7 separate regions of the Homo sapiens genome follow, and regions 1, 2, 3, 4, 5 and 7 are each linked to region 6. Evidence: read pairs that join two places in POLR2A ChIA-PET (ENCODE). Cell type or tissue: MCF 10A. All regions are shown on one strand. Region 1 has its middle 21 kb from the start of LINC03055. Region 2 overlaps LOC101928004 (a long non-coding RNA gene). Region 3 has its middle 57 kb from the start of RREB1. Region 4 has its middle 30 kb from the start of LINC03055. Region 5 has its middle 50 kb from the start of RREB1. Region 6 has its middle 28 kb from the start of LINC03055. Region 7 overlaps LOC101928004 (a long non-coding RNA gene).

Region 1 (4,000 bases), 50 kb after region 6:
TTAGCAAAATATTGATAAAGGCTAGGGAATGAACATTTCTCTTAGCTTGGTTTTCACCCCAAGAAATAAAGCCTGAAACAAGGGTTTTGCGTGAAGTAAGTTTATTTTGGGAAGTAATCCCAGGAAACAAAAATGAAGGAACTTGAAAAAGGGAAAGACAATCTGAAAGGGTATTCCTGCACAGGTCAGTGCTTCGGGTAAATGGGGCTCAGTCCCACTGTGGCCCTCTTTGTTTTTTTTTTAGAGGCAAGGTCTTGTTCTGTCACTCAGCCTGGAGTGCAGTGGTACAATCACAGCTCACTGCAGCCTCGAACTCCTGGGCTCCAGTGATCCCCCTGCCTCAGCCTTCTGAGTAGCTGGGATTACAGGCACACACCACAGTTGTAGAGATGGGGTCTCACTATGTTGCCCAGGATGGTCTCAAACTCCTAGCCTCAGGCGATCCTCCCACTTTGGCCTCCCAAAGTGCTGGGATTATAGGCATGAACCACTGCACCCATCCCTGACTGGGTCCCTCTGAGGAGCCACTTAGAATGCACCTCCATCCCAGGAGCATGGGGAGCGATCTATCCCCTGGCTCCCATCCTCCATGGGTCCAGGACTGCCCTGGGCTGTTAATTCACTCCTCAGCCTTTCCAGGTTTGCCCAAGCTCGGAACAGCTGAGCAGGCCCCCCAGTTACCCCCCACTGTGGGAGTAAAGCAGCCCAAGGGCAGAAAATAGATACAACGTGTAGCTGAGGTAAGGTTTACCCAGCTACACCTATGTGCTGCTGGTTGCCACAGCAACACCTGGAAAAGAAAGTGGAGTGAGAAACATCAGAGAAGTTATGTGCGGTACCTAGTCCAGTGCTTCTCAAACTTGAGCATGTGTCAGAGTCACCTGGGGGGCTCGTTGCCACCAATATATGGGCCCCAGCCTCAGAGTTCCTGGTTCAGTAGCTCTGGGATGGAGATTAAGAATGACCATTTCTAACACATTCTCGTTTACGGGCATTAAGGCTTCTAAGATAGCCATCCATTCTGTACAGAGACACAAGGCTAATCAAGCAGAAGAAAGAGAAGTTTCCTAAACTGAAAAAAAAAATACATACATATTTCCAACAAATGCATAACATGGATTTCATCACAAGAATAGAGCTGGCATGCATTGTCACACACCATCACCACTGATAATCTACTGAGAATTGCTCATCTATTGATAGCCTAATGAGAATTTCAACATCCAGGAATGAAGAAGAGGTTGATGTTGGTTATTCTGTTTGTGCCTTATCCCTGCCTCATTCGAGATCTATTCTCTGTGAATCAGTGCAGTGTGGGAAATAGACAAATAAACATCATTCTCTGCCCTTCTCTGGGTCAGGGAGGCTAAACTCTCTGGACTGGACCATCCAGATTGGCCAACTGGAAGCACTATCAGGAAATCAAAAAGTGAGAGAGGAGAGAAGTAAGAGCGATTATTCCCCCTGCTCCCTTGTGGTTCTCCAGGGACTGCTGGTGGCTATGTCACCAGGCGGCTGCCCTCCTGCTGGAGGCTCATTTCTTATCAGACGCTGACAATTCTGTCCTCACCCCCCACATTGGGCATGGGGATTAGAGCTTCTCACTATTCCTGGTTCCGGGTGCCTCACCACTCCAGGCTCGTTCCCTTAACTCTGCTCAAAGTGCTTCATTAATAGTCTTTCCAGTTCAACTGTCTTTTTTTTTTTTTTTTTTTTTTTTTGGCCAGGATCCTGACCAATAACAGTGTGTTCAGAGGGGGGAAAAAAAAAAAAAAAAAAGACCTGGGTAAAGCTATACATCTGTATTTCTGAGCCTTTTGACATAAAAAAAACCCTGATAACACTCAAGTTGACATTGAAATTTGAAGACCTAAATGCAAGATAAAATGAAATGTAAAATGAATAAATAGATGAGTAATATGTAAACATAAAACAAGGCCTTGGGATGATTGTGTCCATTAAAGATATACCAAAAACAAAACAAAACAAAAACAAACAAACAAAAAACCACAAGAAGAACTTGATAGAGACTTTTTTCTTTCAATCCCTAAGGAATTTGCTACAGGCAAGGGAGAGGCCCCAGAAGTACTAATTTGTGCTATATGAAACTTTCCCCCATCTACACACGTTCTGGGAACATGGAATATTGGCACGAGAAAAGATAGTGTAATTTAGGCTGTGCACATGAAAACCTTCAGAAGCATCTTGGGAAACCTAAGATAAGATCAGACAGAAATTAAATAACCAGAGAACACACTGCTAACACAACGTGTTGCAATCAATTTAAAGTTCACATCTTGCTTGATCTATGCATCCATAATGAAATCAACCAAAAGCTGAGGGCTCTTCCATCAATTTCAACTCTATTCCACAGCACTCCCCAGCCCCAGGCTCTGCCAGAGCTCTTGGGTCAACGTCTTAAAGAACGCTATGATGCTTCTGCTTCTGTCCTCAAGGATCCTATGAAAGTCAGAGCTTCCAGGAGGAGACCCGGTATTCTTCAGCAAAGATGGCCAGTCACTTCAGATCTTGCAGGGACTTTGTAAGTGAGGCACTTAAGTGAGACAGCAGGGTTTTTTACAGCAAGGGAGGATTTCGTTTTAGGCTTGCTGCTCTTCTAAAAGGCCCTCTGTTCTTTTTTTCGCTGTATACACTGTGCCCTGTTGTTTTCCAGATTTCCATGGTTAAGTCCAGCACCCCTATTAAGGCTGTTTGAGTCCTTCAGAATTTGCAGAGCTTCTCTGCTAATCCGATGTGTGTAGTGCTTTTCTTTCAGCTGGGCGTGAATGTAGGGCAAACCAATGCTTTTGTTCACTACAGCAGAATTTTTCCCCATGTGATAATGTAAGATGTGGTGTGTGTCTTTAATCTTCTTATCAATGAGTCATTCTAGTTTATTGGTTCCAATATTTTACCTCAGGTGAGAGGACATCACGATCATGCCCAAAATAGTAGGTAATGAACACTTGCTATGTACTAAATGATGCATATTAAAGTACTTAATCCTATAGTAATCCTGCCAGGTATCCCCATCTTTACAGATGAAGAAATCAAGCTTAAGAGAGACTAAGAGACTTTTTCAAGATCATAGAGCTGGTCAGTGGCAGAGCTGGGATGTGAATCCAGCCAGCCCATTCTTTAATTCTTTAGTCTAATCCAGTTGATCTTGACCGAGGGTGACTTTGGCAATGTCTAAGGACACTGGGTTGTCACGACTGAGGAGATACTACTGGCATCCAGTGGGCTGAGGCCAGAGATGCTATAAGCATCCCACACCAGCACCCCCACAAAGAATCACACAGCCTCAAATGGCCACAGTGCCAAAGCTGACAGACCATGGCCTACCCACTGTGCTATATTAGGTTATAATCCTTTTTTGGTTTGCTTTAATGTCAAGGTATTTGTTAGGATGTCTTTGTTGGAATAGGTTATAGGCATGTCTCTTTAAGATTTACCCTTGATATATTAGAAAAAGTAAGTTCTGCTCCTCCCCCCAGTTTCCTTCATCTCTCTTCCCTTTCCTGAGTTGGAATAAAAGAATGATTAACTGTTTGGTAGAACATTCATTCTGGGAGAACAGTATGTTGTACTTGGATGTCCTGTGATGAGCTGTCCGGTTCTGGGTTTGACTTGGTAGGATACATCCAGGCAGCTTTGCAGATATATATAAAATAATTATCATAGGAGGTTAGAGAAAAGAATTCTCATGATTTCCTTGGCTCTTCCTGTACAGTACATTGAAATATCATACCAATTCTACAGTAGTTTGAGAAAAGCACAGTGCAGGGCTGCAAGCTGTATTTTCAGCTTTTATAAAAGGTCTTTGGGCCGGGCAAGGTGGCTCACACTGGTAATCCCAGCACTTTGGGAGGCTGAGGTGGGAGGATCGCTTAAGCCCAGGAGTTCAAGACCAGCCTGGGCAACATGGCAAAACCCCATCTCTACCAAAGGAAAAAAAAAAAGAAACAATTAGCCGGGCATGGTGGTATGCACCTGTAGT
Region 2 (4,000 bases), 110 kb before region 6:
CTTGGTCTCTTTCTTTCCTGTGTCTGTACCTCTGTGCATCTCTAACACACACACACACACACACACACACACACACACACACGGCCCTTCTGTAAGCACACTTTCCTCGCTGTCCCAGTCCTCTCAGTGTCCACGCTCCTGCAGGCGCTGACTTGGGTGGCGGTTGCAGAGGAACCAGTAGGACTGGCACGGCCATGGCCATGGAGCATGTGGTCCAGGGCACAGATAGCAGCAGCTCTGGTTCCAAAGGCAGTGCGTCCTGCCAAAGCCTTCTCTCTCTGCATCTCAAGGTCACAATAATAGATTACGAAAGAGTGGAAAAGCACAGCTCAGAAAATGGGCCATGGGGACTTTCCTCTGGGTGAGGAGGGAGAGAACAATGCCCGATGCGGCAGCAGGTCGTTTGAGCTCTGCTAGGGAAGGAAACGCGGAGCGTGAGGTCCCTCCAATGCCCGGCACCTGCAACGCCTCCTGTCCAAGGGCTCTGAAAACACAAAAATTGGGACCATTGGAAAATGATTTTTAAGGTGCTCTGATGTAGAAGAAATTCCATCACAAACATTAACCTGTTTCACAAGAATCAAATATTTACTATTGTGTTTCATGGTGGCTACTTTTTAAGTCCCTTGCAAATTAAGGTAGGACAAATGTTCTCACAAAATAAACATTCTCCTGTCTTCAGAAACCACTGATAAATAGTCCAGGCCGATGGATCCTTGCCTCTCCTCAGAATAAGGGAGGGCTGTTATTTTAAAGCAGCAAATAGAACAGATCCTCAAGTGCCCTGGCGGAACAGAAGGCTGGACTGTTAAAGTCTGTGACACTCTCAGTGATGACGTTGGTTTCTAAGGGCTGCAGCAGCCATACCCAAAGAAAACATTTTATATATGATGATGTAGTAACTATACTTCAAGTCTTGACTTAAAAATGTATAATTCAACAACAAAATTACAATTTCTCTGTAAAAGGAGCACTTTTTAAAAATCCAAGCCACTTACACTGGTTTGAAAATATTTGGGGGGTCTTAACTGCTTCTGAGGCTATAGCAAGTGGTTTCTCATAAAATCAGACCCAAGGGAACTCTCTGAGAGGACCCTAGGCACTTAGATTTTATTCCGGGTATAATTTATTCCAAACAGTTTAGCAAAATGATGGTCACATTATAAGAGCATACTCTGGATGCAAAATGTCCAGGAAAGACAGAAGTAGAGGTGGGGTCCAAGAAACAATTCCAGTCTCCTAGAAACCATGCCTTCTGCTCAAGCCAAGTGCTTCTCCTGATCACGTCCTCCTGGTAACTCCTAGCAGCTGCGAGCATTGGAACATAGTCTTACCAGTTCCGGAGCCACCAGGCACCTTCTCTGAACGTCTGAACTATCAGCCCCTTCCCTCAGAGCAGGCCTGCAGGGACTCAGCAAGGCTGGGTGCTGGAGGGCCACTCTGTAGGTCTGGCCAGAGGGAGACCACACCACCCAAAGAGCCATTCAGCGACCAAGGCTCCCCTGAGCGGTCGCTGCTGGTGACACAGGCCCTTTGCTGGGAGAGCCCAGCCCTACTCAGAACAGAAGGGCTCACTGCTCCAGCCTCCAGCCTTCAATCCCAGCTGCAGCTTTTCAGCTCTAGTTTTCCCTCCAGGTTATCTTCCCTCTGTGGCTTCCAGCGGGTCACCCTGTGATGCTGCAGTTCCCCAGTCTTTGCAAACGGGGGAGAGATGACTACTGACTTCCGCGATGATTCATGCTGGTTGTTTACAGCAGAGACAGAGGCAGTGCGCTGCCTGCACGTCTTGGAATTAGCTGAGCTGTGAGGGTGCAGCGAGGCCAGCACCGGGGTTCCCGGGTATGCCAAAGCTGGAATTGTGCTGCTCCTCTGCAGAGGTGCAGGGGGAGGGGGGAGCAGGGATACAAAACCTTGCCGGTCAAGGAACGCAGTGTTCCTGGCCCTGTCTGGAACCTTCACAAAGCAGGTGGGAAGGGAAAGTGCATGGGTAAGACGGACTTCCCAAAACAGCTTCTGCCAAATGAAATAAAGAATATCCAGTTCCTCCTTTTTAAATAAATAAATATATATATATATATATATATAAAATTATGAAATAATTTAAATACGTAGAAATATGCAGAAATAATAGATCAAAGGCCCAAGTACCCACTCATCAGCTTTAACATTTTGCTGTCTATACTACAGATTTTTTTATTTTCAAAAACAAAAATGTAATCAGTCAAGCAAGCACATGGCAGCTCCTGAAGGGATTTGATGTTGAGCAATCGCAATATCAAATGAGCCCACCTCCAGTTCTCCGCTGAACGGATCAGCTCATAGGTGTTACTTCCCTCACCCTGCCACCCCCGAGTCTCTTCTGTTGCTTGTGGGACACCGTGGCGAGAGCTCCGGAGTCCAGACTCCACTGTGGAGACTGACATGGTTCCCTGAGCTCCCTGCTTGGTCTCCTGTCCTGCCTGGTCTGAAGTCCTGCCTACGAAGACTGATGGCACTGTACCAATGCAGCAGCTTCCAAATCACTGAGCAAGCAGCCCCCAGCTTCCCCTCTCCCCCTGAGCCCACCTTCTCTCCACGCTCCCTTGTCCCAGGCTGTCCATAGGCACCATTTGGCTCCAATTCCACATCATAAGCGTTTCTATGAATATAGGCTTTGTGGAATGTTTATTCATAGGACATTAATCCCAGAGGGGAATAAAAGCAGTGCTGTCCATGACATTATCTGTGTTAGCCTTGGATTGTCTGCTGTAAAATGCTAATTGCAGCCTCTGGAGTTGAGAAGGTGTTTGTAGGAAGCCTGAACAGGGAGCAGGAGGGCAGGCAGAAGAGGCAGCCCAGCCTTCTAGGATGCCAGGGCCCTCAGAGGAGGAGGAAGGCCTGAGGCCAGGCAGCAGGTAGACAAGGCACAGAGCCTGGTTCTGGAGCTGGGCCTGGGAGGAGGCCTTTGTACTGCCCAGAGGAGGGGCCACAGTGTCCCTCCAGCCACCTGCTCACTGGTTTTACCAAAGCTGGTATCCACACATCCCAAGGGTCTCCTCAGAGCCCATGCCGCTGAACAAACCCACGTTTTTTAAAATGAGAGTGACACCAGCCTGCCCATCCTCACAGTGCAGCAGGGTGTGAGTGTGCAGTGGGGAGCAGGGAGCTAAATCCTAATATACGTGATGTATTTTGAGATTCCAAGGAGCTCCTGGATATGCATTCAAGGGTGGCAGTGTTTCAGGAGGGGCAGATGGGTGTGCAGGCAGCCACACCCTTTCCCCTCCCCCTCCCCCTCCCCCAGCAATTTGTTCCTTTTCAAGTTTGAGACACGCAAGTCTTGCATCTGTGTCTCTGGAGCCGCCTACACAAACCAGCGCAGAGATCACAGGGCTGGGACTGGCTGGCGACAGTTCGCTCCCTTAACTCCAGAGGAGGAAATGGAGCCAGAGGTCGTAAAACGATGATAGAATCGAAAACAAGACCATTTCTTTCTGTACCCCACACCCTTTTTACTTTCACAATGCACACACCCACACCCCACATGCACACTCACACCCATGTCCAGGGTGGCTGGACAGAGCCCCTCCCAGTACTGCCATTCATTTTGCATACATGTTTGGCTGGCTAGTGGGCAGGATTATGTCTGAGAAAACCTCCTTTTAATCAATCTGATGCTTGCCAGCCAAGGAGCTGACAACTGTGCAAAGCACTGAGCCATGGGGCAGTGTTCCGTTTTGTCTCCTCTGGGCAGCTGACAAGATGGAGTCCCTCGGAGGTGAGAGGATGGTTTCTAGAAGCACAGGAATTCTCAGTAGTGGATTAAACTGCAATGCAGACCTTCTGCATCCCCAGTGGAGAGTCAGAAGCCTGGGAGGATGCTAAGCATTCCAAGCAAGCAGTCTTCCAGAAAACTGCCAGCTTCCCCACAGCAGCCAGGGTGATGATGGGAAGAGTTGCTGCAGTCCTCGGCTTCAGCTTGTCCAGGAGCCGGCCCAGCACACCCAGCAGACTTCCCAGA
Region 3 (4,000 bases), 190 kb after region 6:
GGATATTTTATTTGCTTATAAAAATCTCTGCTTTACTTCTTACCTTTAGTAAGGGATTAGTGAGGTAGATTTTTCTTTCCTATGCTCAATTTTTTTTTTTTTTTTTTTCCAGAGACAAGGTCTCACTCTGTCACTCAGGCTGGAGCGCAGTGGTGCAATCACAGCTCACTGCAGCTTCAAACTTCTGGGCTTAAGCAATCCTCCCACCTCAGCCTCCTGAGTAGCTGGGACCACAGGCACATGACAACATGCTCAGCTAATTTTTTGTTTTAAGTTTTTTGTAGAGATGGATTTTTTCGTTGTTGCCCCAGGCTGGTCTCATCCTGACCTCAAGAGATCCTCCTGCTTTGGCCTCCCAAAAGGCTGGGGTTACATGTGTGAACCATCACATCTGGCCTTCTATCTCCAATTTCATTTGTCTTTGGAAAATTGTACATGCCTCCTGCTCTTTTTTTTTTTTTTTGAGATGGAGTTTCACTCTTATTGCCCAGGTTGGAGTGCAATGGTGGGATTTTGGCTCACCGCAACCTCCACCTCCCAGGTTCAAACGATTCTCCTGCCTCAGCCCCCCGAGTAGCTGGGATTACAGGCATGCGCCATCACGGCCAGCTAATTTTTTGTATTTTTAGTAGAGATGGGGTTTCTCCACGCTGGTCACGCTGGTCTCCAACTCCTGACCTCAGGTGATCCTCCCGCTTTGGCCTCCCAAAGTGCTGGGATTACAGGCATGAGCCACCGCGCCCAGCCTAGAGTACACTTTCATGTGCTCACCACCCTTTCTTATTTTTCTATAACAATGTTTTGGGGGACTTTTTGTAAGTAATTGGGGAGTGGCTTAGTGCCAGTCTACTTTAAATAAGACATTTTTATTGACTCCTACAAATTAAAATAATGCAGGAGGTAGTGTAACATGGATTAGATATATCAGATGCATGAATTTTCCGACATACTAAATGTTCACTGGAACCAGTTCTCTAAAGATGGTCCTGATTCAGTTTCCACTACAGCCAAATGTGAACAGGTCTGCCTCTGAATGTTTCCTCAAATGGTCTTTCTCTTTTTGGTAATTATACTAAAATTTAGTTTATCAGTTGATGATTCCTAATGACACCATTTTGAAACGTGAACACTTCTCTCAACCCTGTTCAAATCTGGCACAATTCCTAGAGCAGCAGAGCAGCAGTACCCAGAAGGAACACTAGCCCTGGGCAAAATCCTCACCAAAAAAAACCAAAAAACAAAAAACAAAAACGGTGACTGAACAAACATACTTAGGAAAGTTTTCATATTATAAACTCTTCGTGGTGATTCACAAACACCTTAGCACATCAAAGATTCTGAAAGGCCTTACACTGCTGTATTTATTTCTTGTGTAACAAATATACTTGATTTAACTTGCTTAACTCAGCATTTCTCAAACTTCCTTATTTTATGGACCACTAAGAAAGAAAATCATAGCCAATTAAACTATGACCCAATGCTAAGATGGCACCAAATAGAAGACATCAGAGATGTTAACATTCAAAACTGTGTATATCTGGGAATAAATGTGTTGTGATATATGACCACAGAGCCCTTTTTTCAAATATAACTTAAGGCCATATTGAAGATTTAGTTCTTTGGAATGGTATTCTGGAAAACTACGCTCTAGCCTAGACTTTCATAATTATTTCAGAGGAAAAGGGTAGAAGGTTATTTTTTTTTTCATTAAGAAGTAAAAGAAAATAATGTCGTGGGATTAGAGAAAAGAGAAAAAGAAGTAAAAGAACCAAAAATGTTGAATCCAAAAAAAGAGAAATACTGTTCACCCGTTCGTGGTGTGAAATAAATTGACCTTATCCAGTTAAAAAGTAATTTCCAGGTACACATCACAATGTAACTGTCCAGCTGGCCTCATGAACATGCAAATCTCTTTAAATTAAGATGGCATGTAATTAAATCGTTCAGCTGGTTGCCAGGCTTCTCCGCGCAGGTAGTTTACTTTCGCTTGAAATAACCCCTTTGCGTCTGAAGATCCCCACACCCTGAAGTGACTCAACTTCATAACACCACCATTGAAATCTCTAGCTTTACAGGCAATAGGCTTGGCCGGAGAGCATCAGTAACTCGGCAGTGAGTCAGATGAAGAGCTCTGGGGAGGAAGGTTGGAGGCTAAGTTTGCTTGCAGGGAATGGGTGCGGTTGAGCGCCCGGGCCTGGCCAGAGCCTCCCAGTTTACATCCTGCTTCCCTGTTGCCAATCCGACTCCCGGGAGCCGCCCTGAAGGGGTGTGGGCAGAACTTCGGGGACATGGGGTACCATCCCAGGCCGTCCCAGGTTCCCTGTACTTCTGGATTTAGCCCCACTGAAGCTTCAGAATGTCTGAACTACATGAATTCACCTTCCGGGACGCGCACCTGGGACTAGCGAGACCGGCAGGGCTTTGCGCGGTCCTTAAGACCCGGAACAAACACCTGATGACCCCGGGGTCACCTTCACACTCTCCTCTGCCCCACACCTCGTAGCCCCCGCCGGCGGCCTCCTTCCAGGCTGGGGCCTGCCTCTCCAGGCGGCGTCCCCCGAGGGCGGCTGCGGCGCGGAGCCGGGCGGTAGGGCAGCAGCCCTGCGGCGGCTCGGGAAGAACAACTTGTGCGAACTGGGCCGCGCTTCCCCCGGGCGCTGCATCCGCCTTCCGAGATGCTGGCAGCCCGGGACGGCCTAGCGCGGCCCTCTCCTTATTTATCCACCGAGCACAGTTTCCATGGTTCCGCCGCCATCCTTCCGCCCCCTTCCTCGCGCGGAGCCCAGCGGCAGTCGAGGGCCTGGCTGGTGTGGGGCTGCGGGGTGCGTGCGCGGCGCGGGGCCCGGGCGTATTTTTCAAGCCTCGGGGCGCGTGGGTGCGCCCCCCAACTCCTGTCCCCCGAGAGGCTGTGCCACTTCCGCAGCCCCAGCCCAGTCCCTTCCCCACTGGGCCGCACCTCCAGTCTGCCCGCAAGGCGCCGCGCAGCCCCCGGCCCGGCCCGGTGGCGCGGGGGAGGGGCGCGCCGGGCAGGCAAAGTTGCTGAGTTGCTCTGCACGCTCAGAAGTTGCAGCTGCGACGGCAGCTTCCCTCCCCCTTCCTGCACTGGGCTACCCGGAACGCACACCCACCCGTCACCACCCGCTACCTGCCCTCGCCCCTGCGGCCCCGGCCGGGACTCCACAGCATCCCCACCCTGCGCCCGCGAGGAGCCCAGGTTTCCAGCGGAGTTGGGCTGGGGGCGGGCGCACCCCATCTCCCCGCTCCGCCTCGGGGGAGGCGGGTGATGCGTGGAGGGGGTGGTTAGGATCCCCTCTACCGAGTCGCCGCTTGCCTGCGGCGCTTTTGCACTTTCCTAAGCTGAGCAGCTGTGCAGGCGTCGCCCGCCGGCCCCTGCGCCCTCCTAGCAAAGCGGGGTTTGCAGAACGGGAACTGGGCGGTCTTCCCATTCCCTCCCGCAAGGAATTTTGCTGTGAGGGTGGAGAGGGGGCGGCGGGGGGCTCGGCTTGGGGCTGAGGTTGCCAACAGGTGCTCGCGGGTCCATGTGACCGAGGAGGGAGCGCGCAGGGAAGCCGGGGGTGGGGGTGGGGGCGGGGGCAGGCTCCCTCGGCGTCCCCCCCGTAGTGCCCGACGCCGGGTGCACCCAGCCGGCAGCTGTCTGGGGAGTGCTCGCGGATGGCTCCTCGGAGCGCTGGCGCCCTCGCGGCCTGTCTGGGAGGAGGAGGAAGAGGAGGGGGAGGGAGGGGACGCGAAAGTGGGTCAGGAATGTAACTGGATGCTGCATACCCCCCACGCACACCCCCGCTGTGGCCGACCGAGGCGGCCAGCTCCAGCCTTGGAAAGCGAGTCATTTGCTGTTGTGGTTCCCCAGCATTATCGGTGGACGGTTACCAGGGGATCCCGAGGGATGTGTTTCCCTGTGACCCTTTGGGAAGGAAAACTTGGTTGCCTCAGTAACCGAGTTTGGCTTGGATGCAATGATGCAGTGAGTGTTCTAGGTGAG
Region 4 (4,000 bases), 59 kb after region 6:
CAGGCTGGTCTTAAAACTCCTGGGTTCAAGCAATCCTCCCACCTCAGACTCCCAAGTAGCTGGGACCACAGGCACGCACCACCACGTTTGGCTAGTGTTTTTAAATTATTCCTGTAGAGACGTGGGTCTCGCTCGTTGCCCAGGATGGCCTCAAACTCCTGGGTTCAAGCAATCCTCCCACCTTGGCCTCCCAAAGTGCTGGGATTACAGGTGTGAGTCACTGCACCCAGCCAAGAACATCATTTTTACTAGTTAAGATACCAGAGGGAGACAAACTGAGTTGATCTGGAAGCTTTCTAGACAGTCACTATCAGAACAAGATGCAAAACCCCAAGCTCTGCTGTTTCTAGATTATTCTTTGGCACATGTAACCTCTGAATCTCTCATGGGAAAATTCAATCCCTCTGCATTTTGCCAACCCTGAAATTGACTCAATCCCATTTTAAATGTTCACTCTCCCACCCCAACCCCTGCAACTTTCTGAATAAGTTAATTTTAACAAGGGGAATTTTGCTTTTCTTGTTAAACACATATGTAAAAGATGAGCTGTCTAATTGGTGACAGGTTATTCCAATATTATTGTAACAAAAACCATAGATCTCAGCTATTGTAATTCTTCTAAAAGTGTATTTTGTTTCTAATATTTCAATATAAATCTTTCAAGTGTTTGAGACACAGTGCTGCCTGCAGACAATTGAGGATGGAATATACAGACAATTAGACCTTACCCCTTGCAGTTCAGCATTCACTTTGGAAATAAAAAGCCTTTTTAAAACATTAGTATTGAAACAAGTTTGGGGGGCAGGTACTTTCCTTTTGCATTTATTTATTTATTTATCTATTTATTTATTTATTTATTTATTTATTTATTTATTTATTTGAGACAGGGATTCTCTCTGTCGCCCAGGCTGGAGTGCAGTGGCACAATCTCTGCTCACTGCAACCTCCATCTCCTGGGCTCAAGAGGTCCTCACACCTGAGCCTCCCGAGTAGCTGGGACTACAGGCCTGCACCATCATATCCCACTAAACTCTTATTTATTTTTAAACAGAATTATAACAGTAGTTTAACGGAGACATTTAAAAATTCACTTAGAATTACACCAATCTGACAAATAAGTTCTTGTTATTTTCCCTTCCAGACGCACACATAATTTCCCACCTCTGCAATCCTATCCTGTATGTTTTCAACACTGCTGAATAAAAATATCATTAGTTTTTGTGCATATTATTAGTAAGGGCTTGTTTCTCCTCCAGCTAGCAACACCTAGTAGCTGGGTATCTATGCATCATATTGGGTGCATAATAAATATGCACCTCAATTCATTTGAGGTGCATCTGATGAGTATTTATGCTTTTAGCTTGGTCACAATTCTTTCACATCCATTATTTCATTTCATTCTTACAGTAACTCAATGAGGTTTTATTATTTTCATAAATGCAGAAAATAAGATAGTAGGTTGTACTGTGGCCAACAGGGACAGCTTTTCTCTAAAGGATCAGGTAGAGAGTGAACTCTGCTGGCCATACGGTCTCTATGGCAACTACACAGCTCTGCCATTGCCCTGGGAAAGCAGCCCCAGACCATATGCAAATGAGTGAGTAGATCAGTGTTCTAATAAAACTTTATTTATAGATCCTGATATTTGAAGTCATATCATTTTATGTATCATGGAATACTATTCTCCTTTGATTCTTTTAGACATTGAAAAAATGTAAAACCACTCTTAGCTTGTGAACAGTACATAAACAGGCGGTGGCCAGATTGCCCCGCCTGTGGGCAGTAGTTTGCCAAACCCTGGCCCCCTGAATTAGGATGGACCATGAAAGAGCTCTAATTGGATTGTTTCTGCTTTCATGGGTGAGAAATCCCAGCCTCCAGAAGGCAGGTAGTTTGCTGTGGCCGGGTAGAACTAGAACTCAGATATTCTGAGTCTTAGTTCAGTGCACTTTCCACACGAAGGCACTGCTTAAAATGAAAGCAAATAAAAAGCCAGTTAAAGAGAAAACTGCAAAAACTGCTCAGCATTTCACCCAAAGACAAGAACACCCCGTACTGGCTGCTCGGCCGTTGCTACTTTTGCAGACAGCTTTTGGCATGCTTTCAGAGGGCTTGAGAAATGATCACTGGTTAGGCAGAAATCGTTCCAAGAAACAGACAGTGACTTTTGCTCTGCTACTTCCTTGCACTATTACAATTTAACTCCTCTTCTGCCTGAGTTATGAAATCCGTAAAATAAGGAAATTGATATTATCATTTTACCGTTTACGATAGTTTCACTCTTTATACCAGCTCTAGCAGTCCAAAAATACAATTCCACTTTTTCTTTTCCAGGTAAGGGCTAGCAAAGTGGTTGCATAACAACCACGACAAAGCAGCTGAACTTTCTCCATCCCTTCTGTTTGCTGGAGCTCTGAGTTTCCCCTAGCCTCTTTCTCTTTGTTCTCTACTGTTTCAGTAGGAACAAAACCTCACTAGCTGGAGGTGATAAGGCAGAGGAAAGGTGAGTCCACCCCTCCCAAAAATCAGACATTCTGACAGCTGGAGTAGAGACCACGGCTGTGTGTGTGTGTGTGTGTGTGTGTGTGTGTGGGTGTGTGTGGGTGTGGGTGTGTGGGTGTGGGTGTGTGTGTGTGATGCCACACTTCCACATGCCTGTGCTCATGGAGAGAAAATGGAGACAGAGTTAAACTTTTGGGAGGAAGGAAAGCAGAAGGAGGCAGGCAGCACTTGGTATAACAGAGTAGAAGTCTACCTAGCCATAAGTTTCACCTTGCCACGTGGGCAGAGAAAAGAACACTCTGGAAGTTCTTTCCTATTCCCTGTACTGTTGCCTCCATTAGCCTCTTACTTGATTCGTTCTCAGTGGCCTGCCCTGTCTCTCCGGCCTGGCTGCCCTGAGTCATCAGTCCAGACAGAAGGCCCTGGGGGCCAAGTCACTTCCCAGGCCTCCCTAGGCCCCTCGTTTGTGCACTGTGTGCTTGGTCCCACCTCCCCTGCAGAGCACCCCACCTGCGTGCTAGTCCAGTGTGGGCCAATGTGTGAGCGTCTGCAGCCTCCCCTCCTGGCCTGAGAGCCCCTGAGACCAGGGACTGCATTCACTGGACCCATCACTGGGTGCCAGCCCCTAGCAAAATGCCTGGAACACAGCAACAGAAACTGTTAAATGTTACAGAGCAAGTGAGCCGGGTTCCAAAAATGAAAAACTGAAAAATAGAAACCCACACTTTCTAATGAAGACTCTGTGTTGGTCACATAGGGCCTGCTGCCCTGGTGGGAAGCTGGACTGAGCTGGGGTCCACTGTGATCTCCAGCAGGGCAGAAACAGCAAGGGCCTTAGGACTCAGGTAATAAACAAGCCCTGACCTTCTGGGGGCGACAAGGATCATTAAGGTTATTCTCCCATTTGCCCACGTTCCACCTGGTGGAGGTGCTCAGTTGGCGAGAATCTTTGGCTCTCCTAAGACCCAAAGGCTTCTGTGAGGTGAGTCAGTGGGGAACGTGGCCTTGTCGACAGAGTGCACTGGCATTACCTGAGATGAGATCCGGGGGGAGTGGCCACAGAAGTGAAATGAGTAGCAAACTACACAGCCTAGAGTCATGCCCACAAGATGTCCTTTTTCCTGCAGGTTCTCCATCCCTAAAATTAACATTGTTACCATCTTTCTCCCACTTCACCCCTCAACTTGGAATATTGTCTAGCAAATACTGCATTGCTGCTTTATTCAGTCACTTTCTTACATTACCACTTTCAACATTTATTAAGCATCTACTATGTGACAGTCACTGAGCTGAGTTCTATGGAGAAAAGACAGAGGAAAAGCAGATTGGCTGCCCCAGAAGCTTGTAGTCAGTCTGGGGAAGTGGAGAAGTTAAATTACCCATTTGTAATCAATAGAATTTTATTAGGCACCTATTAAATGCCAGACACAATGAGAAAGTAGGTTAAATGAAATAATGAAGCCCATAATCCAGTAAAACTGATAAACAAATATGCAAA
Region 5 (4,000 bases), 200 kb after region 6:
CCGGGAAGCCACTGTATGAGTGACTGTCAATGAAGTGTCAGACAAAAAGTGCCCAGGAACTTCCAGAAAGGCCAGAGAGCAAAGCAGGCTGGGCCAAGAGGACTGTGTGGAGTACTAGGAACCAAGTTTAGCTTTGTCAAAAGTAGAACGCAGAGGGAACGAGGGAAGGGAGAGGGGAAGGAAGAAAGGTTCAGATGTTGCGGGGTGCTGGGTGTGTTCTGGGAGGGTGGCTGTTAGGTGGCAGCCATCAGGAAGTGCTTCAAAGGGAGATGGTAGGACTTGAACTTAGGCCTTAAAGGCTGTACATGATTTTATACCTAGTGAGAGAGAGGCATTCCTAGTGGCATAAGCCTAGTGAGATAAGCCAAGAGGCAGCAATTTGCACGACACCTTTGGGGAATTTGAATAGGTCAGCTTTGCTAGAAGAGATGGATCATGTATGAAATCTGTCATTTAATGATAGATTATAGTGTTAGGCCCTTATATGCAGGTAATAGGGAATTATGAAAGGATTTTGAGCAGGGGAAATACATGGTCAAAGTTGGATTTGGGGAAAGTTAATCTTATAGGTCCGATTGGAGTGGGAGTTTAGGGGCCATGAATGGCTATTGCAGGGAACCAAGGGGACCTGGACAAGGATAGTATCAATGGGAATTGCTTGGAACACAATGCTTTGTGAGTTGTTATGAAAGAAAAATTGTCATCATTTTATAGTGTTTAGATGTGGAAGGCAGGAGATTGAAGAGTCCAAGATGACAGAGGATTTAAATCCAGAGAGACCTTGAGAGGTGGGACTATCAACAGAAATGAGAACAGGAAGCCAGTGTTCAAGGTAGGTTGAAGGGTTGATTTGCATTTAAGGCTAGGAGGGGTAGCTGGGTTTAGGTGAGTTAGGGGCAATCGATGGGTCAGGGCTGAAACTAGAGCTGTGAGTCATCTATATAGAGGTGATTATCATTCACACGTGTGAATGAGCACCTAAATTTGAATTTGGTGGCAAAGGACTAGTTTTAGGGAACATTCACAATTAGAACTTGCCTCAAAATATAATTTTGCAGGCCGGGAGCAGTGATATGCTTGTAATCCCAGCACTTTGGGAGACTGAGGCGGATGGATCAGTTGAGGCCACGAGTTCGAGACCAGACCTGGGTGACAGAATGAGACTCTGTCAAAAAAAATTTTTTAATATATATTTATATATAAATTAACATTAATAAATGTAAATGTATTAATAAAATTACATATATATGTAATTTTGCAGATTGTCCTCCTTCCTCATAGAGTGTAAGTTAGTCATTCCTTGGCTTTAGTTAGAACCGATACGCTGACTCAGCACTGTTCCAACCAAGTGCTTTAACCCAGCGGCTCCCTAACCTGCCTCATCAGATTAAGAGGCCGCACCACATAGTTGTTGCACCAGAATCTCCTGGGCCAGCAGTCCATTTTTTTTTTTTTTTTTTTTTTGAGACAGAGTCTCGCTCTATCACCAGACTGGAGTGCAGTGGCGCGATCTCGGCTCACTGCAACCTCCACCTCCTGGGTTCAAGTGATTCTCCTGCCTCAGCCTCCCGAGTAGCTGGGACTACAGGCGCGTGCCACCATGCCCAGCTAAGTTTTGTATATTTAGTAGAGACAAGGTTTCGCCACGTTGGCCAGGCTGGTCTCCGTCTCTTGACCTCAAGTGATCCACCCGCCTGGGCCTCCCAAAGTGCCAGGATTATGGGCATGAGCCACCGTGCCCAGCCAGTCTGTATTTTTAATAAGCTTTACAGGTCACTCCGGTATGGATCATTTTGGGGAACCAGTTTCTTAGCTAGTTTGTTGTAGAGCCTGAGACCTTCCCGTGAGACCTCCTATGTCTCTCCCAGGGAGAGAAAGAGCTCAAACTTTTTATGAGTTCGTTTCAACCTGTCCTTTTGCTTTTGTATATGATGGACGGTCATTGATAGTGGTGCTCAAAGTTGTTTTTATCCAGATGACCTGCTGCTTTCCAAATTTAGCACTGGTCTGAAAGAGTGGAGGGATGTGTCAGAAGTCCTCTGCCCTGCTGCTAGGCTGGAAGGAGATTTGGGTTGAAGAGCTATGTGGAGAGTGGAGAGTGACTCAAACTTTGTACATTGAAGCTTGTTGGAATGATGCAATCACCCAGGCATTGGACAGACCACTTCCTGTACCTTTGGATACACAGACCCAGGGTGTGGTATTTGGCAGTACTCTCAGGAGTAGGCTGGCTGATCCTCTTCAAGGGAGCTGAGTAGTCAGAGGTAAGGCCAGGCAGGCTGCAGGCTCCAAACCCACAAATGTTTCTAGTTTAGAGATAGATGGATTGTCAGAAACTTGGAGGGGGATTTCTAAAAGGTGATGAGTATGAACACCTTTCTCAAGGAATACCTGGCTCTCTAGGTATATGTTTCTTTCTTTATTGTCAGAAGACAAATGTCTGTCCTGTGGAGCAGCAGTTACACACGTTGTCACAGCCAGCTTTGAATTAGTTTGATGCTGATGATCTGCCTACAATTATCATTTGCTCTTCATTTTCCCATTTGGTTTATAAGCTGTAAAGAGACGAATTCACCTGTCTATATTATTACATGCCTGGTGAATGAGCAGGCGGAAATGAATGTTTAAAATTGATGGTGGAGGGTTTGAGGGGTAGGATCACACCACACCCCACACCCCATACCCGACTCCAGCATCACATACACAGAATTCAAGCTGTCCATTTTTCTAAGTCTCTAACTGTTGAAGCCAAGGGTGGGTCATTTTGTTATTGCTCCACCCCTACCCAATAAACAGTGGAAGTTGATAGAGTCTAGTGGGGTTTTTTTAATTGTGGGAAAGTATACATGTAAAATTTATTATTATGGCTTGAAGCCGGGAAGCAGAGGTCACAGTGAGACAAGATCATGCCACTGTACTCCAGCCTGGGCGACAGAGCGTGACTCCATCTCAAAAAATAAAATAAAATAAAATAATTTACCATCTGAACCATTTTTAAGCACACAGTTCAGTAGTGTTAAGTGTATTCACATTGTTGTGCGGGAGAATCTAGGTTTTTAAAAATCCATTTAGAATATAAGGAAGTATTCTAAAAATGTCAGAAAATGAAACCCAGAGTTATTAAAAAAAAACTATACATGAAAGAAAATAGTTTTATGTGCAAACACAGCATTTGTATTCTATCCTAAGAGAAGGCACATAGAATGTTTTTCTTGTAGGACAGGCTTGCCTGAGTCTGTCCTTTCACAGTAACTAATTTTAATCAGTACAGAGGAAAAAGACAATCTGGTGCTTGAGATGGCTTTAAGAAGCCAGAAATAGGCCAGGTGCAGTGGCTCATGCCTGTAATCCCAGCACTTTGGGAGGCCAAGGCTGGCAGATGACGAGGTCAGGAGTTCGAGACCTGCCTGCCCAACATGGTGAAAACCCATCTCTACTAAAAACACAAAAATGAGTCGGGAGTGGTGGTGTGTACCTGTAACCCCAGCTACTGGGGAGGCTGAGGCAGGATAATCACTTGAACCCGGTAAGTGGAGGTTGCAGTGAGCTGAGATTGCACCACTGCACTCCAGCCTGGGTGACAGAGCAAGACTCCGTCTCGAAAAAAAAAGACTGGGTGCGGTGGCTCACACCTGTAATGCCAGCACTTTGGGAGGCCAAGGTCTTAAAAAAAAAAAAGCCAGAAGTAGTGCTAGCATCTTGTTTTGTTGTTGTTTGTTTTTGAGACAGAGTCTTGCTGTGTCGCCCAGGCTAGAGTGCAGTGGCGTGATCTCGGCTCACTGCAACCTCCACCTCCCAGGTTCAAGCAATTCTCCTGCCTCAGCCACCTGAGTAGCTGGGACTACAGGTGCCCGCCACCATGCCCAGCTAATTTTTGTACTTTTAGTAGAGATGGGGTTTCACCATGTTGGCCAAACTGGTCTCAGACACCTGACCTCAAAGGATTCAACTGCCTCAGCCTCCCAAAGTGCTGGGATTACAGGTGTGAGCCACCAGGTCC
Region 6 (4,000 bases):
AAATCTATTTTCTGACGTCCTGAAGGACTTCTACTAGAGCCAGGAAGTATCATTAGATTTCCATCATTGACACCCTAACAAATCTTAGAGACTAAGGAGTCACATTTGCAGCCTGCTGGCCATCTCAAAAGCCTGTGCCTCTACTGAGGGAGTGGGAGAAAAAAGACCTCAGGACCAGAATTTAGTGAGATATTCTATAAACTCCAAATCCAACCATTTTCCATCCATTCATTCAACATATATTTATTGAGCTCCTCATGAGTGCCAGCCACCATCTAGGCATTGGAGATAGAGTGGTGAACAAGCCAACTAAGTCTCTGCTTCCATGGAACTTGTACGTTCTAGGGAAGGAGAGAAATCAGTAAACAAATGCATGTGTAAGACAATAGTCATCGAAGAGAATTTTAGGCAGGGATAAATACTACTAAGAAAACTAAGGCAGGCCAGTCATGGTGGTTCACACATGTAATCCCAGCACTTTGGCAGATCACTTGGCCCAGAAGTTCAAGACCAGCCTGGGCAACATAGTGAAACTCCGTCTCTACAAAAAAAATACAAAAATTAGCAAGTCTGGCTGGGTGCAGTGGCTCATGCCTGTAATCCTAGCACTTTGGGAGGCTGAGGTGGGTGGATCACCTGAGGTCAGGAGTTCAAGACCAGCCTGGCCAACATGGCAAAACCCCATCTCTACTAAAAATACAAAAATTAGCCGGGCATAGTGGCATGCGCCTGTAATCCCAGCTACTTGGGAGACTGAGGCAGGAGAATCGCTTGAACCCAGGAGGTGGAGGTTGCGGTGAGTGGAGATTGCACCACTACACTCCAGCCTGGGCAACAGAGTGAGACTCAGTCTCAAACAAAAACAAAAGCAAAAACAAAAACAAAAATTAGCCGGGCGTAGTGGCACGTGCCTATAGTCCCAGATACTCGGGAGGCTCAGATGGGAGAATCACTTGAACCCAGGGAGCAACAGAGTGAGACCCTTTCTCAAAAACGCAAACAACAACAACAAAAATTAGCCAGGTTTGGTGGCTTACACCTGTGGTCCCAGCTACCTGGGAGGCTGAGATGGGAGGATCAAGGATCAAGGAGGTTGAGGCTGCAGTGAGCCATGATTGCACTATTGAACTCCAGCCTGGGCAACAGAGCAAGACCTTGTCAAAAAGAAAAGGAAGAACGAAGGAAGAAACTAAGGCAGAATGGGAGATAGTGATGATGGGTGGGTGGGGTTGCATTCCACAGAGCTGTCAGATAATGGGAGGAAGGAGCTAGACATGGAGGGTCTGGGAAAAGCATCCCAGGATGAGGAACCAACAGAGATCCTGTGTCGCAGGACCAGGTTTGGAGGCTGCTGGCACCATGAGGACGTGAGGGCTGTAAGCTGGCAGAGCTCTTAGAGTGAGCATGCTGAGAGCTGTAGGTCATGGGTCGGAGCGTGGGTTCTATTCTACTGTGACAGGAAGTCATGCCGTGAGAGGATTTCCCCGCAGTGAAGTCAGGTGATTCGTGTCCTTAAATGCTGCCCGAGGACTTCTGAGTAGGTGGAGCCTAGGGAGGGAGAGCAGAGGCAAGGGGATCAGTCGAGCCCCGCTGGTGGGATGAGTCTGCCGGGACAAGGGGTGCTAGCTGTGGTCCTCGTCTGCCTTGTTCTCAGCTGTATCCTGGCCCCCAGATGAAGCCTGGCCACAGTGTACTTGGTAAATAGTGGTTGCAGGAATGACTGAAATCCTGGCCTGAGTGAGCTCACAACTTTCCATATGAGGCAAATAAGCAGATCTGTTGGTTATGACCCAGATACGTGGTGACCAGGGCAAACGTTTGTCAGAGGAGTGACGGGTGGGGGCTGGACTGTCTTCCCGGTACAGCTGTGGAGGAAAGCAGGCAGTGCAGCTGGGACATGCAGCCGCTGTCCCCTGGGGCTGGCGGAAGGGTGTGGAGTGACGGAGAGGGAGAGCTGCTGATCAGGGAGCTGGGCATCCCGTTGCAGCCTTACTGGGAAGCTTGCATCCCAGAGCCGACTTGCCTCACCTTTATTCAGGGATTCAGGCCCTTCCCCTCCCCCAAGGGCTTGCTTAATTCCCCTGGCTTCCTTGAGGCATACTCAGAAATTCCTTTCAGTTCCCCTTTCTGCTGGCTGTGCTTGAGGCAGGGATGGGCCAAATACCCTCCACGCCCTTGGTCCATCCAGAAGTACTGAGTCAACAGCCCTTTCCCAGAATCTACCTCCATCTCTTTCCACACCTGCAGCCGGACTGTTCCCAGGAATGAGGTGGGGCAGGACCTGAGAGCAAAGTGTGAGCTGGTGTGCAGAACCACCCGGAGGTGGAAGGAAGCTAGAATCTAGTGTAGGGTGCCTCTGACACTTGTCCCACACATAGATCTCCCAGGGATGACTGTGTGGGTCCGAGGTGGGATGGAAAACTTGCATTTCTTACAGGCTGCTGGGGATGCTGGTGCTGAGGCTTCCGATCACCCTGGAGGCACGGCTCTGTATGAAGGCAGGGTGAGGTTGGCAGAGGAGAGATAAATACAGTCACAATTTACTGAGTGCCAGACACCGGGCTAAGGGCATTATGTGAATAATCTCTTTTAATCCTCACCAGCCCTGTGAGTTGGCACCATTATTATGCCTATTTAACAGATGAGATTTAGAAAGACTGGTGAACTTGCTCAAGGTCACAGAGCTTGCAAGTGAGACTTGAACTCAATTGTCTGACTCCAGCAGTTGAACTATTAAGAGAAATTCCGAGAGGATAAATCTTGATCGTCTGACTATGATGTGTTGTAAGCAACAACTAGAGAAAAGATCAAGAAATGAAAAAAGATGCCCATACAGCCAACAAAGGGAAGGGTGTATATTGTATATGCAGCTATGACTGGACCCAGTAGAATTTCAGGATGCCTCAACTTCTGAACCAATCAAGATTAAAAATAGCTGTGACAAAAGAAAAAAGATAGCATGACACATTATCCTCTTTGCTTCGAATCTATCTAAAAATCTATATTTCAGGATAAAATTCCCTTCAGATTTAAAAATTTCTCTTTTATTTTTGTTGTTCTACCCCACCACATCCCAGGGCGTTTCGTTCAAAATATGTAGTAAGTTATTTCTCTAAATTGTCTTTGTTTTTTATGTATAAAGTATAATAGATAAGCACCTAGTATAAATTATTTCAGATTACTATACTACTGTACAAGGTAAACAGGAGATATGCTGAAATGCAGTTGTGGAGTTACGGCCTGACTTGGTATGAATAGCCTTTAGGTGTTGGACAGGGAAAAAAATGTTGGACAGAATTCTCCTTGCTGGACATCGTGCACATTGAAAATTAAAATACGTCGTGGAATTTAAGTATTTATAATCAGCACAACTCAAGTAAAAGCAACAATCTGGTTTAAATCCTTCACAAAAGGAAACTCAACGTTGGAGCATCTGAAGGGCGTACTAGCCCAACTGTTTTCTTTCCTAGGGAGAAAGTCCCTTGAATGTTACACAGGCTTAAAGCATGACCTTGCATTTTCATCCCTTGGCTTCCTCATTTTTGTAGATTTCAAATCAGACCCGAAAGACCGTCTCACGTGGTTAAATAATGTAGTGTCTGGGTTAATGACTCCAAAATGCAAAATGAGACCGGAGAGAGAACAGACTGTTTCTCCTATAGGCTGCCCTAACTCTCAGCCTCTGGGTCCTCCAGGCGCCCCATAAACATAATCTTGTGCGCTTCTGCTCATCACACCTTGTATGAGTACTCCACGGGTTTATTATACACGCAGGCTCTTGGTGGGGAGACAACAGTGAAACTGATAGATTGTAATTCACGTTCCAGTGAATCCTATGCAGGAGGGGAGGAGTCTGACCACAATAATGAGGCGTTCTTTGTCTTAGTTTTGCTTTTTTAACAAGTTTCCTAAACCTTGGTGAGCTCCATGCTCAAAGGAGTTCAGGGGCATTCTATTCAGGAAATTCTGTTTTTCCTTATAAAATTGGAATTAAAATGCT
Region 7 (4,000 bases), 76 kb before region 6:
TTTCTTCCTGAGTCCAGGACAGTCTTCTTGTAAAATTTCCCCTATTCTTGATGTGTCGGTTTGCTTCCTCATCCTACTGTGTAGCTTGTCCTTAGCCTGCCCCCGTATTTCCAGTAACTTGAAGGATAGGTCTAGAGGCTTGATGAGATTCAGAATGAATGTTTGGGCAAGAGCATGCCCTGAGTGAGACTGTGTGCTTTATGCTGCAGCCCATCAGGAGGCCCACAAAGTTGGGTAGTGTCATGATGAGTGCTGCCAAGTTTGACCATTTCAGCCAAGTGGTGACCATCGGATCTCTCCATCATGAAGGTGCTTTTATCCCATGCAATTAGCAAACAACTCTGGAGAGATTGGCACATGTGGGTCCCCTGTGCCTCAACAATCCGCCCAATGGCTTGGCCCCATTGATGATCCTTTAGGGTAGCAATCATTACATGAACAGCCCATCAGTTGTAAAATGCCTAATGGATGACTGGGAAGAAGAGAAAGGAGGGTTGAGGGAAGACACAGAGAACAAGGAGTAGAAAGCTGGAAACAGGGAAAACAATTCTGAAAGCTTTGCTGAGGGCTTCCCCTATTTATATTCAACTTTTCCAGAGTCATGAACCCTTTAAGGAAATGCTGGCCTGAAGCAATGACTAAAGAGGGTCTTCTGCACAAGCCTGCTTCATTAGCAAAAAAAGAAATGCATTTCAGTGTGTCCGGGTATCTAAATTTTGTTCTGAACTTCATCTCTGACCTTAGCCAAGAAAGAGCTAACAAATCAGGAGGATGTGTACAGTCGCACCCCAGATCGGGTATTTGGACAGCGGACTTACATGCGACAAGAAAGATGCTGTGCCCGCTCAGCGTACCTGGACCTCTTTGTACAGGGCTCGTTTATCCAGCACACTCAACAATAGGCATTCATCCAGAACTCTCAGTTCCAAATCGTTGCTTCTTTCAAAGCAGTACTTGCTCCGCTCTTCAGAAACAAGTTTCTTTGAAAGATACAAGTGGACACTTTGCTGACCAGTTCAACCTATGCATTGTCTCAGGTAAACTGTTTTCTTTCAGATTTTAGGACATTATGTGTGTCTCCGTGAAGAATTTGGTGAATGCCTGCATCAAAAAGTATTTCCCATGGACTCATATATTTATTTTTTTATTATACTTTAAGTTCTGGGATACATGTGCAGAATGTGAAGATTTGTTATCGACTCATATATTTAAATCACTTCAGTTTATCTCAAAATACATGTCTTTTAAAAGACATCCCAATATTGAAAACTTTGTTCTCTGTTGCCCAGGCTGGAGTGCAGTGGCTCAGTCTCGGCTCACTGCAACCTCGGCCTCCCGGGTTCAAGCTATTCTCCTGCCTCAGCCTCCCAAGTAGCTGGGACTACAGGTGTGCACCACCATGCCCGGCTAATTTGTGTATTTTTAGTAGAGACAAGGTCTCACCATATTGGCTAGGCTGGTCTTGAACTCCTGACCTCGGATGATCTGCCTGCCTTGGCCTCCCAAAGTGTTGGGATTATAGGCGTGAGCTACCGTGCTCGGCCTGATTCTGTGGCATTCTGATTAGACTTATGACAGTCAAGAGCCCTAGCCTCCAAAACAGAAATTAAAGTTTACTCCAACACACACAAGGGGCAAGCACAAACTCTCTGGCAAAGAGTTGACAATTAAGCAGGAGCAGTAAGTCTAGAAATTCTATAATACACAGCACAGCATGAGGCTGGCAGCAGGAACCTGGCAGGAGGCTGGGGGAGGGCAGGGCAGAACACTTCTCTGACTTGAAGAAGCAGAGGAGGTGTCTCCCGGAGGGACTCCCCCAGGAATGGAAAATTATTCCCCAAGGTGGGAACTGACTCCTGGGAAGTCCGCCAGTGCTGAGTCACCAGGTCTTTATGAAAGCCTGAAGGAAGGCTACTCTCCACAAGCTACAGTTTCACGACTCCCTAGAAAGGACTAGAGTTATTTCAGGGGGAGTGTTTTTCAAACCTTGTATTTTTAAAATATGTATTTCAAAACAATGAAATCTTAAATTCACTTTAGTTTTATTTTAATGGATGCATTATTTCTAAGAAGAGGGAGAAAAGAGAATCCTATGATCAAGCAAACAGTTGCAAAGGGTGCTCCAGCTCCTGACAGGCTGGGAATTTGGAATCACTGCCCCAGAGAAGCAAATGCTAGATAAATGCTGAATTGGCAAATTCTTCAGATGCTTTTTTATTTTTATTTTTTTAAATAAAGAACTATAGTGTCTCTTTTCAACAATTTTACCCTATGCCTGCCTCCCAGCCTCCTGGACTCCCCCACCCCATCTTTTGTGCCTTGTCTTGTGCTACTTCATCACCAACAAATTTCTCCTCAGCCTTCCAATTCCCTCCTGCAGAAGTGGACACAAATTTGCAGGAGACTAACTTTGCAGGGACAGAAAAGCCCAACTAAGCAAAACATTCTAAGCTTTCAAAAGGAGCTGGCCAGAAGCTCTTCATGTAGGAAATTTATTGCCAATTACACAATCTCACTATTGGTATCAGCAGTGGAGCACTTGAAGGGCAGGAAACCAATTCTGACTTTAAAAATAAAATCCAGAGGGGAAAAAATCAGCCTGATGCTTCTGATGCACATTAAAATTGTGTGATTTTTTTTCCTAATAGACATAATAATATTATTTCTAATAACGAAGGGGAATGGCATTATTCTCTCTTTTAGAGTGTTCAGATTTGGAATACCATTCTTTGTGTTAGGGATCGAAAATTCTGTTTGAAAGTTCTATTCCTGTCCTTTCAACCATATTCTCTTTTGCTCTTCTCTTTTGTCATTAAACAAACAAAACACCAAACCTGTGTCATCTCTTGCATCTTGAGGTCCGGAGTTCAAGACCAGCCTGGCCAACATGGTGAAACCCTGTCTCTACAAAAGTACAAAAATTAGCCAGGTTGGGAGTTCAAGATCAGCCTGACCAACATGGAGAAACCCTGTCTCTACTAAAAGTACAAAATTAGCCAGGCATGGTGGCACATGCCTGTAATCCCGGCTACTAGGGAGGGTGAGGCAGGAGAATCACTTGAACCTGGGAGGCAGAGGTTGCAGTGAGCTGAGATCACGACATTGCACTCCAGCCTGGGCAACAAGAGCGAAACTCCATCTCAAAAAAAGAAAGAAAGGAAGGAAGGAAGGAAGGAGAAAAAGAAAAAGCAATCCCACTTTGCAAACTGGTCAGTGAGAACTTCCAGGAGCAGACAACACTGCAACCTTGGTCAGTGTCAAGGCCCTGGGGTCAGGCTGCCGAGAGTCAGTCCTGACACTGAACTAGGCAAGTGGTTTAACCTCACTCTACCTCAGTTTTTTCATTGGCAAAATGGGGACAGTCAGTACACCTATCTCATGTCGGGTGAATTAAATTAAAGAATCCAGGTAAAGTGTTCGGCACCATGCCTGAGAGCCAATCCTAACTATTACAATGATGATGGGCATCGCTATCTCCTTGTGCCCCCCAAGCAATCCCAGCTCATCTCTGAGCAATTCCTCTGCTTCTCCTGAAGGGCTCTGGACAAAGGCAAAGGAACATCCTCCTCTGGGAGGGAAGCTTTGGCTGTCAAATAAATAAAATATAGAATAACAAATAATTAAATAACAATTTGAAAAAGAATGTTGACATTTACACTAAGGGTGACCTGGTCCAATTGTTACTGGAGTTTTTATGTTCCATGTGTTGTATTTTTTTATTTGCTCAGTTTATTTATTTATTTATAGAAATAAAGCATTTTAAGTTTTATTTGCAGGCTTAAAATGCCCTTTTTTTGGTCACAGAGGAAACAAGTTTGCTTCAAAATCTGATTCTTTATCTAAATAAACTCACCAAATGACTAGTTGGCATTACACAGAAGTGGCACAAAAGATAGTTGAATCTCAAGAAAATTGATGTCTCTCATTCAGTAGCAAAATCAACCATTTTGACCATTGGTAGAGAACCAAGCTAGTTGTGAATGCTCATCTCTTCACCAAG

The links. ChIA-PET counts read pairs that join two places held together with the same protein. Peaks named below come from ENCODE experiments on the same cell type or tissue, not always from the same donor. Only the 100,000 strongest peaks of a DNase experiment are listed, where the experiment ranks them.
Region 1: POLR2A ChIA-PET joins it to region 6 with 15 read pairs; 7 of 35 experiments call an interaction of 5 or more read pairs at or near these places.
Region 2: POLR2A ChIA-PET joins it to region 6 with 19 read pairs; 4 of 35 experiments call an interaction of 5 or more read pairs at or near these places.
Region 3: POLR2A ChIA-PET joins it to region 6 with 10 read pairs; 3 of 35 experiments call an interaction of 5 or more read pairs at or near these places.
Region 4: POLR2A ChIA-PET joins it to region 6 with 30 read pairs; 5 of 35 experiments call an interaction of 5 or more read pairs at or near these places.
Region 5: POLR2A ChIA-PET joins it to region 6 with 18 read pairs; 3 of 35 experiments call an interaction of 5 or more read pairs at or near these places.
Region 7: POLR2A ChIA-PET joins it to region 6 with 10 read pairs; 6 of 35 experiments call an interaction of 5 or more read pairs at or near these places.

What each region holds. Positions count from the first base shown.
Region 1 is chr6:6,904,763-6,908,762 of GRCh38, forward strand. No RefSeq gene overlaps it. Among named protein-coding and RNA genes, the nearest start is that of LINC03055, 21 kb to the left of the region's middle. In MCF 10A, no CTCF peak of the experiment used is centred here; no DNase peak of the experiment used is centred here.
Region 2 is chr6:6,748,440-6,752,439 of GRCh38, forward strand. The region is part of intron 2 of LOC101928004 (a long non-coding RNA gene); the gene reads right to left. It overlaps LOC105374901 (a long non-coding RNA gene), which reads right to left. Exons shown (of 2, transcript NR_187807.1): 2 at 3,467-4,000. Among named protein-coding and RNA genes, the nearest start is that of LY86-AS1, 130 kb to the left of the region's middle. RefSeq lists enhancers at 1,573-2,190, 2,811-3,428. In MCF 10A, no CTCF peak of the experiment used is centred here; a DNase peak (open chromatin) is centred at 1,762.
Region 3 is chr6:7,048,881-7,052,880 of GRCh38, forward strand. No RefSeq gene overlaps it. Among named protein-coding and RNA genes, the nearest start is that of RREB1, 57 kb to the right of the region's middle. RefSeq lists an enhancer at 2,426-2,927 and silencers at 2,759-2,878, 2,909-3,358. In MCF 10A, no CTCF peak of the experiment used is centred here; a DNase peak (open chromatin) is centred at 2,101.
Region 4 is chr6:6,913,839-6,917,838 of GRCh38, forward strand. No RefSeq gene overlaps it. Among named protein-coding and RNA genes, the nearest start is that of LINC03055, 30 kb to the left of the region's middle. In MCF 10A, no CTCF peak of the experiment used is centred here; a DNase peak (open chromatin) is centred at 2,103.
Region 5 is chr6:7,056,440-7,060,439 of GRCh38, forward strand. No RefSeq gene overlaps it. Among named protein-coding and RNA genes, the nearest start is that of RREB1, 50 kb to the right of the region's middle. In MCF 10A, no CTCF peak of the experiment used is centred here; DNase peaks (open chromatin) are centred at 1,342 and 2,152.
Region 6 is chr6:6,855,221-6,859,220 of GRCh38, forward strand. No RefSeq gene overlaps it. Among named protein-coding and RNA genes, the nearest start is that of LINC03055, 28 kb to the right of the region's middle. RefSeq lists an enhancer at 1,436-2,635. In MCF 10A, no CTCF peak of the experiment used is centred here; DNase peaks (open chromatin) are centred at 1,491 and 2,111.
Region 7 is chr6:6,779,556-6,783,555 of GRCh38, forward strand. All of the region lies in intron 2 of LOC101928004 (a long non-coding RNA gene), which reads right to left. Among named protein-coding and RNA genes, the nearest start is that of LINC03055, 100 kb to the right of the region's middle. In MCF 10A, no CTCF peak of the experiment used is centred here; a DNase peak (open chromatin) is centred at 1,856.